Linked DNA regions of Homo sapiens: regions 2 and 3 are each linked to region 1. The links are chromatin contacts, found by Hi-C in ENCODE. All regions are on one chromosome and are shown on one strand. The core of a region is the stretch at or near the end of the contact, and the rest is flanking DNA. Distances in the headings are between cores, read along the strand shown.

Region 1 (4,631 bases), core at 13-2,512:
CTGGAAGTGCGCAGGCTGCTCCGCCGCCTCGTCGGCGCGCTGGTAGCTGAAGCAGGCTTCTGCTATGTCCAGGTGGCCGAGGGGCAGCGGGTCGTGGGGGTTCTTGAAGTAGCAGAGGCAGCAGCGGCGCCCGTCCAACACGAACCGACGGCTGCGGTAGCCACGCAGTCGCGCTGGTTCCCGCGCGGTACCCGCCCCGGGCTCTGCAGCCTCCCCATCGCCGTCGCTGCCCTCCTCTGCCCGGGTTCCGGCCCCGGTATGGCTGCCTGCGCGCCAACCGTTTGTTCCCCGGCCCCCGCGCCTTCGCGCTGCGGCTGCTGCGCTCCCTGCCCCCGCGGTGCCCCCTTCCCGCCGCCCCGCTCCTCTCTCAGGCGCTCAAAGTGGCCTGGAATTTGTAGAACGCCCCCCTCCAAGCCCGTTGGCAGTTGTCCTAGCCCGCTGGCCCTTGCCCCCGCCCGCTGGCCGTTGCCCCCGCGACGCCCCGGAAGCCAGGTCCTGCCTCCCGCACCTGCCAAGTCCCCGCCCTGCCGGAGTCTCGCTCTGTCGCCCAGGCTGGAGTGTAGTGGAGCCATCTCGGCTCACTGCAACCTCCGCCTCCCCGGTTCAAGCAATTCTCCCGCCTCAGCCTCCCGAGTACTTGGGATTACAGGCGCCCGCCACCTCGCCCGGCTACTTTTTGTATTTTTAATAGAGACGGGGTTTCGCCGTGTTGGTCAGGCTGGTCTCAAGCTCCTGACCTCAAGTGATCTGCTTGCCTTGGTCTCCTAAAGTGCTGGGATTACAGGCGTGAGCCACCGCGTCCGGCCCAAAAGCCTTTTTTGGATGAGAAAGACTCACTCAGCTTCGTCCTGAAGAGCAAGTGGGCTGGGGAAGAGGAGAGTATGAATGTGAGTCCAAGAGCAAGTTTTGCACTTTTTTCTTCAAAGAATGTCACCGTCTGAAGAATGCGATTGGAAGACACACACACACACACACACACACACACACACGCAGCCGGTTCTCTACAGGATTAGAAAAAACTTGCGCGAATTAATCTGCGTAGTTAAAAACAAATACGAAATGAGCGAGAAAGCACATAGTAGTCAAATCTCGCCACCACATAAACAGGTTAAGTTTGGAAGCACAGCCCCTAACATTCGGTGCTGCTTAGCATCTCCGACTTCCGGCGTCCTCCGTTGCTAAGGTGACCAGAGGCGCGTCCTAACGCTCCGCCCAACAAACCATAGAGTACCGGAAAAAGCTCGAGCAGAGGGGTCGGAAAGGGAAAACAACTACGGCTGCGGTGTGGTTGGTGGTGAGATGACGACCTTAGTGCTGGATAATGGAGCTTACAACGCCAAAATCGGTTACAGCCATGAAAATGTGTCGTAAGTACTTTCTTTCTCCGAGGGACAAGATATATACGCCTAGTGGTTTCATGTGCTACGTTTCATCTCCGGACATCAATGAACTGCAGACACCCCCGCGCGGCCCTGACTTAGCCAGAGGGATTCCCTGGTTGGAGCTGGGTGGGTGATTGTGATGCTTTGAATTGAAATTGATTTTGGTTTTAGTTTTGGGCTGCGAGGCCCCGGAAGTGGGATATATGTTTTATTTCGTAACAGGAAATAGCCAAAGAAAATAGGCTTATAGAGATGCGTTCCTGACAGAAGGGTCCGTAAAGTTCATCAGCCTTTGGAAACTATGGGCACGGTGTTTGGGTGTATGCGGATTTTCCTGGGTACAAGATTATAGGTTTCATTAGATTCTCAAAGGGTTCTATGACCCTCCAAAAGTCTAAAAATCACGGTCTTAGGATCTAGAGGCTTTGAAGACTTTGGCCTACTGGCCGACCTAGTTGGTAAGGTCAATTAAACAGAAGTACTGTTAATACAATGGCATTCATAACATGTATAGTCATAAAATATATGTTTGAATAAATAAGCAAACCTAAAGACACGCCTTTCCTTTATCAAATTAACAGAGCATTAAAAAAAATTCTTTCCTTCCTCCCTCCTTTCCTTCTTTTTCATTTCTTTTGAAACAGAAATGAAAGAGGGAAATCAAACTGAGTAGGAATGTAAATTGTTACAATCTTTCTGGAAAACGTTTTGGCAATGTGTATCATTATCATTGTCACCGAGGCTGGAGTGCCGTGGTGCGATCTCAGCTCACTGCAGCCTGAATTCAAGTGATTCTCCCGCCTCAGCCTCCAGAGTAGCTGGGATTATAGGCGTGCACCACCACTCCCAGCGAATTTTTTGTATTTTTGTTAGAGACGGGGTTTCATCATGTTGGCCAGGCCGGTCTCGAGCCCCTGGCCTCAAGCAGTCTACCCGCGTTGGCCTCCCAAAGTGCTGGTATTAGGGGCGTGAGCCCTACACCCAGCTGACAAAGCAATTTTTTTTTTTTTTTTTGGAGAGGGAGTCTGGCTCTCTTGTCCAGGCTGGAGTGCAGTGGCACGATCTCGGCTCGCTGCAACCTCTGCCTCCCGGGTTCAAGCCATTCTCATGCCTCAGCCTCCCAAGTAGCTGGGACTACAGTTGCGCACCACCACGCCTGGCTAAGTTTTGTATTTTTAGTAGAGACGGGGGTTTCACCATTTTGGCCATGCTGGTCTGGAATTCCTGACCTCGTGATCTGCCTGCTTCAGCCTCCTAAAGTGCTGGGATTACAGGTGTGAGCCACCGCACCGGGCCATGACACAGCAATTCTGTTATTACCTAGAGAATTAATTAGAAGTGCTTTGTATTATTCATAGTCATCGTATACAGGCAGCCAAAAAATGGGAAGGAAGCTAAATAATCAGGAATAGCATATTGGCTAAATACACCAAAATACAACCTGAGACTGATAACAAATTCAAGCTTCTTAAAATTATGTCTTCAAAGAACATTTAAACATGTAGAGAAAATGCTGACAGTATTATAAGTGAAATAAGCAGGTGTAAAACATTTTTTTACAGTATTATCCCAGTGTCATCTCGTATACACATACAGACACATTTGTATGCATACATGTGTGTATAATTAATAATGGCTCTAGTTTGTCTTCCAAACCAGATTGTAAGCTCATGGCAAGCAGCAAGAGGCCCAGGTGGGTGGATCACGAGGTTAGGAGATCCAGAGCATCATGGCTAACACGGCGAAACCCTGTCTCTACTAAAAATACAAAAATTAGCCGGGCGTAGTGGCAGGCGCCTGTAGTCCCAGCTACCTGGGAGGCTGAGGCGGGAGAATGGCGTGGGCCTGGGAGGCGGAGCTTGCAGTGAGCCGAGATCACGCCACTGCACTCCAGCCTGGGGCGACAAAGCGAGACTCGGTCTCAAAAAAAAAAAAAAAAAGTTGCTACTTCTGTACCCTGTAGCAGCAGCAGTCTCCAACCTTTTTGGCACCAAGGACTGGTTTCGTGGAAGACAATTTTAACGTGTGGTTGGGGGTATGAGTGTGGGCGATGGTTTTGAAATGAAACTATTCTCAGGTATTAGATTCTCACAAAAAAAGTGCACAAACTATATCCCTTGCATGCACAGTTCAAAATAGGGTTCCTGCTCCTATGAGAATCTAATGCTATGGCTGATCTGACAGGAAGTGCAATTTAGGTGTTAATGCTTACGGCCCCACCCTCCTTCCCCACCCTGGTGCTCACCTCTTGCTATGAAGGCTTGGTTCCCAACAGACCACAGACAGGTACCGGACCACAAGCCCTGCGGTTGGGGATCCCTGCCCTATAGCATCTTGCTGATTGAAGATCTTTGGCTTCATGGGAACTTAATTTATTTTATTTTTTTGAGACAGAGTCTTGCTCTGTCGCCCAGGCTGGAGTGCAGTGGCACAATCTCTGCTCACTGCAACCTCCGCCTCCTGGGTTCAAGCAATTCTCCTGCCTCAGCCTCCCCAGTAGGTGGGATTACAGGCATGCACCACCATGCCCAGCTAATTTTTATATTTTTTAGTAGAGATGGGGTTTTACCATGTTGGCCAGGCTGGTCTTAAACTCCTGACCTCATGATCCGCCCGCCTCCGCCTTCCAAAGTGCTGGGATTACATGCTGTGAGCCACTGCTCCCGGCTGGAAACTTAATTTTTATGGCCATAATTTTTAACTTGTGAATCTTTTTTTTTTTTTTTTTTTTTTTGAGACGGAGTCTCGCTCTGTCGTCCAGGCTGGAATGCAGTGGCGTGATCTTGGCTCACTGCAAGCTCTGCCTCCCGGGTTCACGCCATTCTCCTGCCTCAGCCTTCCAAGTAGCTGGGACTACAGGCGCCCGCCACCAGGCTGGCTAGTTTTTTGTATTTTTAGTAGAGACAGGGTTTCACCGTGTTAGCCAGGATGGTCTCGATCTCCTGACCTCGTGATCTGCCTGTCTCGGCCTCCCAAAGTGCTGGGATTACAGGCATGAGCCACCGCGCCCGGCCTAACTTGTGAATCTTTAATCCAAATGGTATTAAGACTTTCTGTGTTAAAGCCAGAAAGACTAGGACCTTTACCAAAGCACTGGCTTTCGCCTCTGCAGTGGCGGAAGCAATACTTACCTGTAAGGATTTCTTGAGGATTATTAGAGAAAGAAAGGATCCAGTATAGAACTTGTTACATACTGAACTTTAAAAAAAAATGGGGGAGGGGCATTTTTGTGTTATTATTATTTTAAAA
Region 2 (4,211 bases), core at 83-2,582, 6.1 Mb after region 1:
ACTTTATCCTCAAAATAACCCAAGGAAATAGCTATCATTGTTATCCCCAGAGACCAAGATCTCATGGATAGTGAATGTCAGAGCCAGGACTGGAACCATAGAGGAGTCTGTGTTGTAACCACTGAACAACTGACTTTCTACCCTGCTTTAAAATGTTGCCTGTTGTTTGTTGTTGTTGTTTTTGAACGGTGGTGGCCAATCTGCCTCCACAATCCAGACATAATTTCGGCACTAAACAGAAATACTTTAGTCTATACAAACTTCATGTAAGTAGTTCCTGCATGAAACTATTTCCCAAGTAATACAGCACCGATTTACACCTGGCAGAAGGCATAGTTTTGATGTGAACAGTTGGGGGAAGCTTGTTTCTCTACACCCTCAAGCACGCCCACAGCAGGAGCTGAGCAGCAGGCCAGACGGCACAGAGCCCTCCTGGGACTGGTTATTTACATTAACCAAGGTGGAAACTTCTCCCGGAGATAGGTGCTGCCAAGAACCCTAGAGGAAGTAAGACGCTTTATCTTTTGCACGCACGCCAAGTCTTCAGAGGGCCTGGATGGGTGTGACTCCAAGGAGCTAATCGTCCCGTGCAGGTGCAAATCTAGACCCGTGTTTATGTGGAGGTGTAGACGCAACTGGAGATGACCCGGTTAGTGGCTGACGTGCGTGGGAAAGCCCACCAGCAGCGTTGTTGGTTGGGTTGTCTCTGTAAGTGTGGACAGTGTGTTGGTGGGCACCCAGTTCCGATTGCCCCGTCTAGACAGGGGTGTGCGGGCACTCAATGTTCCACGCGCGGCCGGGAGCTCGCAGTGTGGTCCACGCCAGTGCGCCTGGAAGCCCAGGGGATCTGTCCGGCACTCCACTGGAGGCTTGGCCCGCGGCTTCGCCCACCTCCCCAGAGCCCCGCTCAGCCCCCGCTCCCCCCGCTCAGCCCCCGCTCAGCCCCCGCTCAGCCCCCGCTCAGCCCCCGCTCAGCCCCCGCTCAGCCCCCGCTCAGCCCCCGCTCAGCCCCCGCTCCCCCACTCGGCCCCGCCCCCAGTGCCCTGGCAGGCCCCGCCCCCAACGCCGGGCGCTCCCGTCGGCTCGGCGGCCTCAGTTCCGTAAACACTTCTCACCCCGCCCCCGGCAGCCCGGACCGCACCACTCGCCGCGCGGGGGAACCGTGCCCTCTCGCATCCGAAACACCCTCCCATCCGAGCTGTTCTCGGCCTCTCTGGTTCAAACTGACGAAGACTGTTTCTCTAATAGGTTCAGTCTGTGAGCGCTCGGCTTTCGGAGACTGAAGGGCCCTGGATCCCCTTGCCCCGTCGCGCCGTCGTCCCCCCGCTATCCGGTTTTGTGATGGCCGCGCCGTGGCTGCCTCCCTAGAGTCCCTCAGGGCCCTTTAAATACCGCGTTGGGGGGGACACTGGGGCTGGGGGGGTTTGTTGGGCTGGTGAGTTTTCGAGGTGACTGTGCTGTGCTCGGTGAGGGGACGCCCAGAGAGCCCTGACCCGGGGTCACTCCGTCGCCGTTCTCCTCTTGTCTACGTGCTGGACCCGGTGCGTATCCATCACGGGGGAGGCGTTGCCGGCTCGGAGGTGACCGGCCAGGTCCAACGGAGGGGACACCGCTGCAGCCCGAAGGCTCCCCTGCCCTATCTCGGAACTCCATCCTGGGAAGGCGGGGTCAGGGGCCATCAAGCTCGGCTCCTAGTTCATGTCTTCCCACTCCGCGTCCCCTTGTTTGACCTCGAACTGCCGTCCCGCGTGGGAGCGGGGAGCGGGGCACCGAGTGGCCGCCCCGCGTGTCGGGGTGGACACGGACTTCGGGCCTCGGAGGCCGCTTCGCCGCTGTTTAAATCCTGCTGGACAGGTACCAGCGGCATCCCGCCATCAGGGGCCCAGGGCACCCCCTTCCCCCACACTCCTCGGCCGGGCTGGAGTAGGGAACTGAGCCAGGGTAGAGGCAGGGCGGGCCCGGCAGCGTGTGTTTGGGATTTGTTGCCGTGGTTTCCCCGGCACTCAGCTCTGCCTCCGCCGTCCCCTCCCCCAAGGGTTTGTTTTGACAGGAAACCTGGTGCTGCTGGAGGGGAGGGGCGGCCAGAGGACGTGGGTGAGGTCGTGCAGACTGCTGCTGCGTCCCCTTGCCGGGACCTTTGGTTAAGGGGAAGAGGTGGAGAAAAGCCGATTGGGCCTGGGCTCGAACGCTGAACCCTCAGGTGTTGCTTGTGCTTCCCAAAGCTGCTACTGTAGGTGGCACCACTGGGGGTAATAGCAATGATTTGAGGTGGCATATGGATGAACATAGTTACTTGTTTTCGTTACTATTAAGAAAATCTGTTCCATTAAGTAAGCAGTTTCACAATGATAGAGTTTCCTTTTAAAATAAATATATTTAAATGCAAAAATCTAGTCAAGATAGAGACGCGGTTACTAAATTATAGTAAAGGTAAGGAGGGAGACGTAGAAATAGTCATGAAGAGTGGCACTCAAACGACTTAAGTTTGGGAAATCTTAGATGGTTGTCCTGCTACCTTAACTGTGAAGAAACTGGACAAGTTGTCCTTGTCCCCAGTGGGTGTCTCAGCACCCATGGTCACCAGCCCAGTCAGGGACTTTGCTCTTCTTACCTGCCAACGGATAATGAGTTAATCTCAGTGGTTCCCACTTGAGGAGGCTCCCTGCCGTGGTCCTTTTCCTCTCTTCTCTAGGGATTTCATGCATCACCCTGACAGCCAGTGGAAGTTGCCTGATTTGAAGAGGCCCAGGGCCGAAGATACCCAGTCATGTGTGGAAGCAGCTTCAATGCCATTTTGTGAGAGGTTGAGGGCCCCAGAGGGGGAAGCACAGGTATTAAAACAAAACAGACCAGCAAGTGTGGGAGGAGTGCTTTCAAATGTGAAAAGTGCCAGGAATCCTTCTCCCTGATGCTGTAATGCCACGTGTAACGTGAACATCTGCTTTGTGGACAGTGACTGGCTTGTTGGCTTTTATCTAGCTCTTTGTTGGTTCTAACTTGATGAAGACCAGTATTGTCTAGATGAATGGTATGGGCCCCTATCCCTCTGCTCTATGGTTTTTGCTTTGCTGTGGATGAATAACTTTAGTGCTGCTATTTAAGACTGATTCTAAAGCAGCATTTTGCAGAAGATGGAAATTTTTCACATCATCTGCAATTTTTTTCTTTAGAGCCCAGACTTAGTCCTCTGACTCCCTTCCCTTTACTACACATATGTGAAGGCTTGTCCTTGCAGCTGACCTCGATCTAGTGTTGAAGGATGGTACACACTAGAAGTTTCTTGAAATTTCTTTTTTGCGTGAGCTAACCTTAACTGGATGGGTTCAATTCCTCAAGGCCCTGCTGGGTAATCTGAATATTTCACTCCAAAATGTTTATGACTGTAAGCAGTTAACCTTTTTGCTAATACGTGGGGTCTAACTAGGGATTTTGCGGTGCATAAAGAATGGCTCCCTCCTAGAGGATTTTCTGTCACTGTAGCGGGGTGGTGAAGAATTGTTTTGGGTGACGTACTCCTTCAGTGATGCCCTTCACAGAATAGCACTTGAGCAGCCATACCAGGATAAGATCAGCTTGCTACCACATGTGCAAGTGTCCACAGGGTGATGGGTAGATGGATTTGGCAGAGTGGGAGTGGAAAGAATGAGCAGCACACCAAATTTTCTCCAGCCAAACTGGAGTGGTAGAGAGCATGGGTTTTAGGGATCCGCTTCCTGGATTTGAGTTGTGCCTCTACACTGCTGTGAACCCTTGGGCAAGTAACGCAACCTCTCTGGGCCTCAGGATCTTATTATAAAATGGGGATAATACTGATACATTAGCTAACAAGGTTATAATAAGGATTCAAGGAGATAAAATATATAAAGAACTTATCATAGAACAGTTATTGAGTGCTTATTACTACCTCAATAATAAGCACTCAATTACTGTTAGCTGTAATTGTTGTTATTTGCTACACGTGAGTTTCTTTAACCTCCTGGAACTGTGGGTCTTTGCTAGTTTGAATTTTTGGTGCCTTGCAAATGCACTGAAGTAGGCACTGGGAATTGGAGAGGAGAGTCATCGCTTCCACCAGCAGCTTAAAATCTAGTGGGAGACAGATATGCACACAAGTGTAGTACTGTAAGTGACTGCGTAATGGGAATATGAGTAATGTGAGTGAGGCAGAAAAGAAGGAAAACTCAAGGTGTCTTATGAATAGGAGTGTGGCG
Region 3 (4,841 bases), core at 1,896-4,395, 8.4 Mb after region 1:
AGGTCAGGAATTCAAGAGCAGCCTGACCAACATGGTGAAACCCCGTCTCTACTAAAAATACAGAAATCAGCCGGGCGCAATGGTGCGTGCCTGGATCCCAGCTACTGGGGAGGCTGAGGCAGGAGAATCGCTTGAACCAGGGCGGCAGAGGTTGCAGTGACACGAGATGGTGCCATTGCACTCCAGTCTGGGTGACAGGGCGAGACTCTGTCTCAAAAAAAAAAAAAAAAAAAAAAAGAGAGAATGTGCTCCATCTCTTCTGTTTGCCCCCTCCAAAAAACACCCTACCCTCTCCTCCCTGCCCTGTGTCCCCGAGTATAGACCTCATGCACAGGTTTCCTGGCTCTCCAGCTTCCAGATGGGTCTGCCCAGCAGGAGGCACCAGCAGAAGTTTGGTGGGAGGAAGAAAGAGAGGTCAGGGTATTTCTTCCCCCACCTCAATCCTTGACAGGAAACTGGGGCTGCTTCCCTTGAACAAAGTTATCAGCAGGTCTCAGGTGCCCTCTCCACACAATTCAGATCACACCCTTCACCCCTTCCGGCCCAAAGATGGACACCAGGTTCTGGAGTTACCAGCTATGGGATACTAAACCTTCACTCCCGATTTCCCTACCCACACCTTTATTGAGTTTCTCTCAGATCATCCTAATTTAAATGTGCCACCTATTTCCTGCTGAGATCCTGGATTATACAGTAGATATCACCACCTCATAAGGTTACAAGTGAGAGACCATGTTATGACTAGATGCTAGGCACTGAGCTATAGTTACTGTTACAACAATTATATTATGCAGAAATTGTTGCTCCCAATCTGCAGATAAGGAAGTCGAGAGGGTGAGAGAAATTAAGAAATTCTTACAAGCACATACAAGAGTTGAACAGCTAGAACTGAGGCCTTAACCTCCAGAACCAGAAACCTTTCCATTTCTATTATCACCATCGCGGTCAATATTTTTCTTACCACAAGTTTCATCATCGCCGTCATTCCTACATAACAAAATAACACTCTCTTGCGAATGAGTTTATTTCTACTGTTGGACGTGTGGTTAAGAGTGGGAGTTCTGGAATGGGATCAAAGTACAAGGCCTGACTTGCAGGAAGTGTTATCTTGAGCAAGAAACTTTCCTCCACGAGCCTCAGTTTCCTCCAGTAAAATGGGGATAGATAACAGGGCTTCCTTCACAGGGTCGTGGCGAGGATTCAATGAGATAACGTTTGCAAGGCAATGGGCAGGCAGTAAGCACTCAAATCCGACAGGAGCTACTGTCACGAAAAGCGGGTTTGCAGCCTTGGCGGCTTTATCGCCGCCGAGGACTAGGGAGGCGGGCCAGGACATGGGGACCCGAGGACCTGAAAGACTGGAAGATGCCCGCTGCCCACCCCCGGGCCCACCTGCTCCTCCAGTCTCTCAATCTCCAGCTGGTTTTTCTCCTCCTCTTCGTCATATTCCCACTCGTACTCCCCGGGGGAGCTCTCCGCGGAGGAAGCCATGGCGTACTCATCCCCATCGCTCTCGCTCACGCCTTCCTCCTGCTGATCCCACGCTGGCCCCATGGTCTTGTATGTCGCAGCGGCCACAGCCCGCGATAACACCTTCCTCCTTGTCCTAGCCGCCTTAACCTCATCCTCCTCTCCGTCAGCCTTGGGCCCAGCCTTGGACTCAGCCTCGGGTTCTGAAGCCGAGGTTTCGGCCGCAGTCGCCATCTTGCGCTTCTAATGACTCTCGGGTCTTCCCGCGGCCGCCGAAGACCCGCTGAGGCAGAAGCTGCCCGCGGCGCGCGCCTTATCAAAAACCCGTTTTCTTGCCATTGAAAGAGAAACTGGGAACTTAGATAACAGGAAAATCTCCACATACACTAAATTCACATTATTTTATACCCTGTAAAAGCTCCCACCAGATATAAAAACTCATTATAATGGCATGCGTTCCGTCACAACTTCGGACAGAAGTTGGGTCTTTGGGCAGGAAGTGGAAGCCATAGAGGAAGTCATGGAGCGAGAGTGATGTCTGTAGTGAAGAATTTGGCGCCATCTTGAGAAGGTCAAAGTGATTCTTCGATTAAATGCCTTACTTATCGCCTAGTGTGACCTGGCGCTTGGGTTTACTCTCCCCAGCAACTGCGCCTCAAACGCAAAGAAAACTGCAGGTCCTCGGGGAAGGATCGATTTCACCATTCAAGAGAAAAATCCATTTCCCAGATTCCTCCCCTTTATGTAAACGTCTGGTACCTAGTAGACGTTAAATACACGTGAGTTTTCCGGTTTTATAAGATCACATACTGCAAACCAACAGTAAATTACATTAATACGCATTTCTTTAGAAATTCTTAATTGCTAGGCACTGACATATAAATTGAGTTTGCTGTTGTTTTAGAGAGAAAAATAGACATATTCATTTTTTTTCAATCAGGACATGGTATTCGTTTCCTTCTTAAGCTTCCCATTTTTGAGGTAGGAAAGTATTGGTGTGTGTCTCTATCTCTACCTTGCTCCCTCATTAGCAGGCTTAATGGGCAGGAATTATGTCTGTTTTGCTTTCCGTTGGATCCCCGGGTCTAGTAGAGCGCCTTGACACATAGTAGGTACTCGACACAGATGCTGGCTTCATGATGAAGCAATTGTCCTCGAATTAATACAAAAGGGAAGATTCAGACTCAGCGAGCCGGTACCATTCGTCTAGGGACACACAGCCAGGAAGGAACCGAACCAGGATTCTAACCCAGGATTACCCAAGTTCGAATTCTAATTGAACATAAGTCCTTAGCGACCTTGGACGGACTTACTAAACTGCCCTGAATCTCGGCTTCCTTAGCTGCAAAATAGGGTTAGGAAAAGTGGACTCGGTGCTCCTCTGCGCCGCATTCCCGCAGCGGGATTTGTGAAAGCGAACTTGAGCCCCACACTGCAGAAGCCCTGAGGTCCTGTCTCAACCAGAATCCAGCACCCAGGACAAGCCCTCCAGCGACTTCAGACCTTCCCGCTCCCGACCCCGCCCGCCCCCGAGAGGCGTGGTCAAGGCGGGGCCAGAAGGCGGACGCGTGCACGGAGCGGTAAAGCGCAGGCGCAAAGCTTCGGTGACGTCAGAGAGGCGCGCTCCCAGCTCGGAGCCGACTCGCAGACGCGCCCCGCCCCTCGGCGTCGCTCTGGACTGGCGCAGGCGCAAGCCGGCAAGATGGCGGCGGCTGGGGCTTTCCGTCTGAGGCGGGCGGCATCGGCTCTGCTGCTGCGGAGCCCCCGCCTGCCCGCCCGGGAGCTGTCGGCCCCGGCCCGACTCTATCACAAGAAGGTAGGGACAAAAGAGGGACGCGCGGAATGCCGACTCAGCGGAGGCCTGGGCTGGAGGGGCGGCCGCGGGGTTCTGCGCAGCTAGGACTGGGAGCTGTCCCCTCCCACGTCTTTGCCCTGACTCGCTTTCCCTTGCTGCGCAGTGAGGCTCACTGCAACTGATAAACAACAGTTACCGCTCATCGGGCGGCGACTTCCAGGGGGCCCCGCCGCTGGCCGCGACTTCGTGCGTCCCAATTTTAAATTCGCCAACAGCCCAGGAGGCAGGGTCCTGTTGGGACTTGTCTTTCTGAGTCCAGGGACAGACACACCCCCGGAGCGGGCTCCGGCTTCAGCCACTCCGCTGCCCTGGCCAGATGACCTTGGGCTAGTCACTGCGCCTCTCTGAACCTGTTTCCCCAGGTGTAAATGGGGGGCTCTCAGCTGTCCCTTACAAAGGATACTGTGCGTGGAGTCCTGGCATGGTTCCTGGCACATAGGCCCCAGCACGAGGAGACCGTTTCTGTTACTGCTTTAGGAGTGCATAGGGGAGTCAGGCTTGTAACCAACATGCGTAATGTTTTTGTTTTGTTTGGGGGGTTTTTTGGCGGGGAAGGAGGGATAGATTCATAGTCTGCAGCCCCTTGCTGTCTGGTGGCACAAAGTCCCCCAGACGTGAGACTCCCACTCGAGAAACAACTAAAGAATGCCATAAATCAACGTGGCACAAAAGGCCCCTACATTAGATACTATCCTGAGGTCCCTTTTACTTGGAGTCAAAATCCTTAGTCAGATGGGGGGAAAAGGGGACTGGAAGATCGGCGTGCTTACTACTAACCAGTAACCAAACCTCAAGGTTATTAAGGCCTTCTGTGTGCCAGTTCGAATGGATGTTTATTGTGATCTGGCTTCTGCCCTTTCTCCAAGGGCTTCTTCACTCCTCCCCCTCCCGGGGGTGTGTTTTGTTGAGGGTACACCCTGAAGAAACTTGGACTAGCAGCCTTTCAGCAGCCAGGGTGCGCTGCTGCACCAGGGTGATGACAGGCTGTGAAATACGGTAATGGCACTGTTTTTATTTTAAAAGACACATAAACGTACACATTCCATAGCATTGTTCCCTGTGTAACAGTCACCTTAAGGCTTCTAAGAAAGCTTTCCCTCCCTGGGCCATGGTTATTTTTAGAATTTTTAAATAGTAATCATCCTTTGAGGATGGATTTTATTTGAAAATAACAAAACTGCTGTTTGAGCCCAAGTCTGGTGATGTAGGTGGGTGAAAGTCAAGTATTTTTGTAAAAATCCTATGGAACTAAGACATGATTTCACTGATTTTTTTTTCTTCTAGGTATCTCAAATCTGTGAAGTATTGTAGAGGAGACACAAAAGGAATTGGGGGTCACAAATGGTTCTCATTGACATGAGTGTAGACCTTTCTACTCAGGTGAAATTTGGTATTTAGTGATTGCCTGCCAGGTTCAAGATGCTGACCGAGGAGCTTACCATCAAACCAGAGACCAGTACCAATAGAGAGTGAACATGATTTATCTTAACCCTCTCATTTTAGGTTGTTGATCATT

The links. A loop is a pair of places that touch in the nucleus more often than their neighbours do. Pooled maps may share reads with other maps.
Region 2: a loop to region 1 is called in a pooled map, with 19 times the contacts of the local background. The contact joins the promoter of TCP11L2 here to the promoter of ACTR6 in region 1. A Hi-C loop is called at or near these places in 5 of 50 pooled maps.
Region 3: a map of B cell shows a loop between it and region 1 (21-fold over the local background). The contact joins the promoter of ISCU here to the promoter of ACTR6 in region 1. A Hi-C loop is called at or near these places in 2 of 168 maps with a recorded cell type or tissue (B cell and CD4-positive, alpha-beta memory T cell) and 3 of 50 pooled maps.

The regions. Positions count from the first base shown.
Region 1 is chr12:100,199,553-100,204,183 of GRCh38, forward strand. It overlaps ACTR6 (actin related protein 6), which reads left to right and starts at 1,263. Exons shown (of 11, transcript NM_022496.5): 1 at 1,263-1,367. The coding sequence starts at 1,300. RefSeq lists a silencer at 207-566 and enhancers at 1,059-1,353, 1,327-1,526, 2,371-3,058, 3,059-3,744, 3,376-3,435.
Region 2 is chr12:106,301,401-106,305,611 of GRCh38, forward strand. TCP11L2 (t-complex 11 like 2) reads left to right here and starts at 1,333. Exons shown (of 10, transcript NM_152772.3): 1 at 1,333-1,541. RefSeq lists a silencer at 971-1,090 and enhancers at 1,111-1,996, 1,171-1,250, 1,261-1,400.
Region 3 is chr12:108,559,451-108,564,291 of GRCh38, forward strand. It overlaps ISCU (iron-sulfur cluster assembly enzyme), which reads left to right and starts at 3,146. Exons shown (of 5, transcript NM_213595.4): 1 at 3,146-3,286; 2 at 4,829-4,841. The coding sequence starts at 3,173. SART3 (spliceosome associated factor 3, U4/U6 recycling protein) reads right to left here and starts at 1,723. Exons shown (of 19, transcript NM_014706.4): 1 at 1,393-1,723. The coding sequence starts at 1,704. RefSeq lists enhancers at 1,802-1,861, 1,872-1,971, 2,826-2,885, 2,956-3,035, 3,566-3,635 and silencers at 3,246-3,365, 4,326-4,375.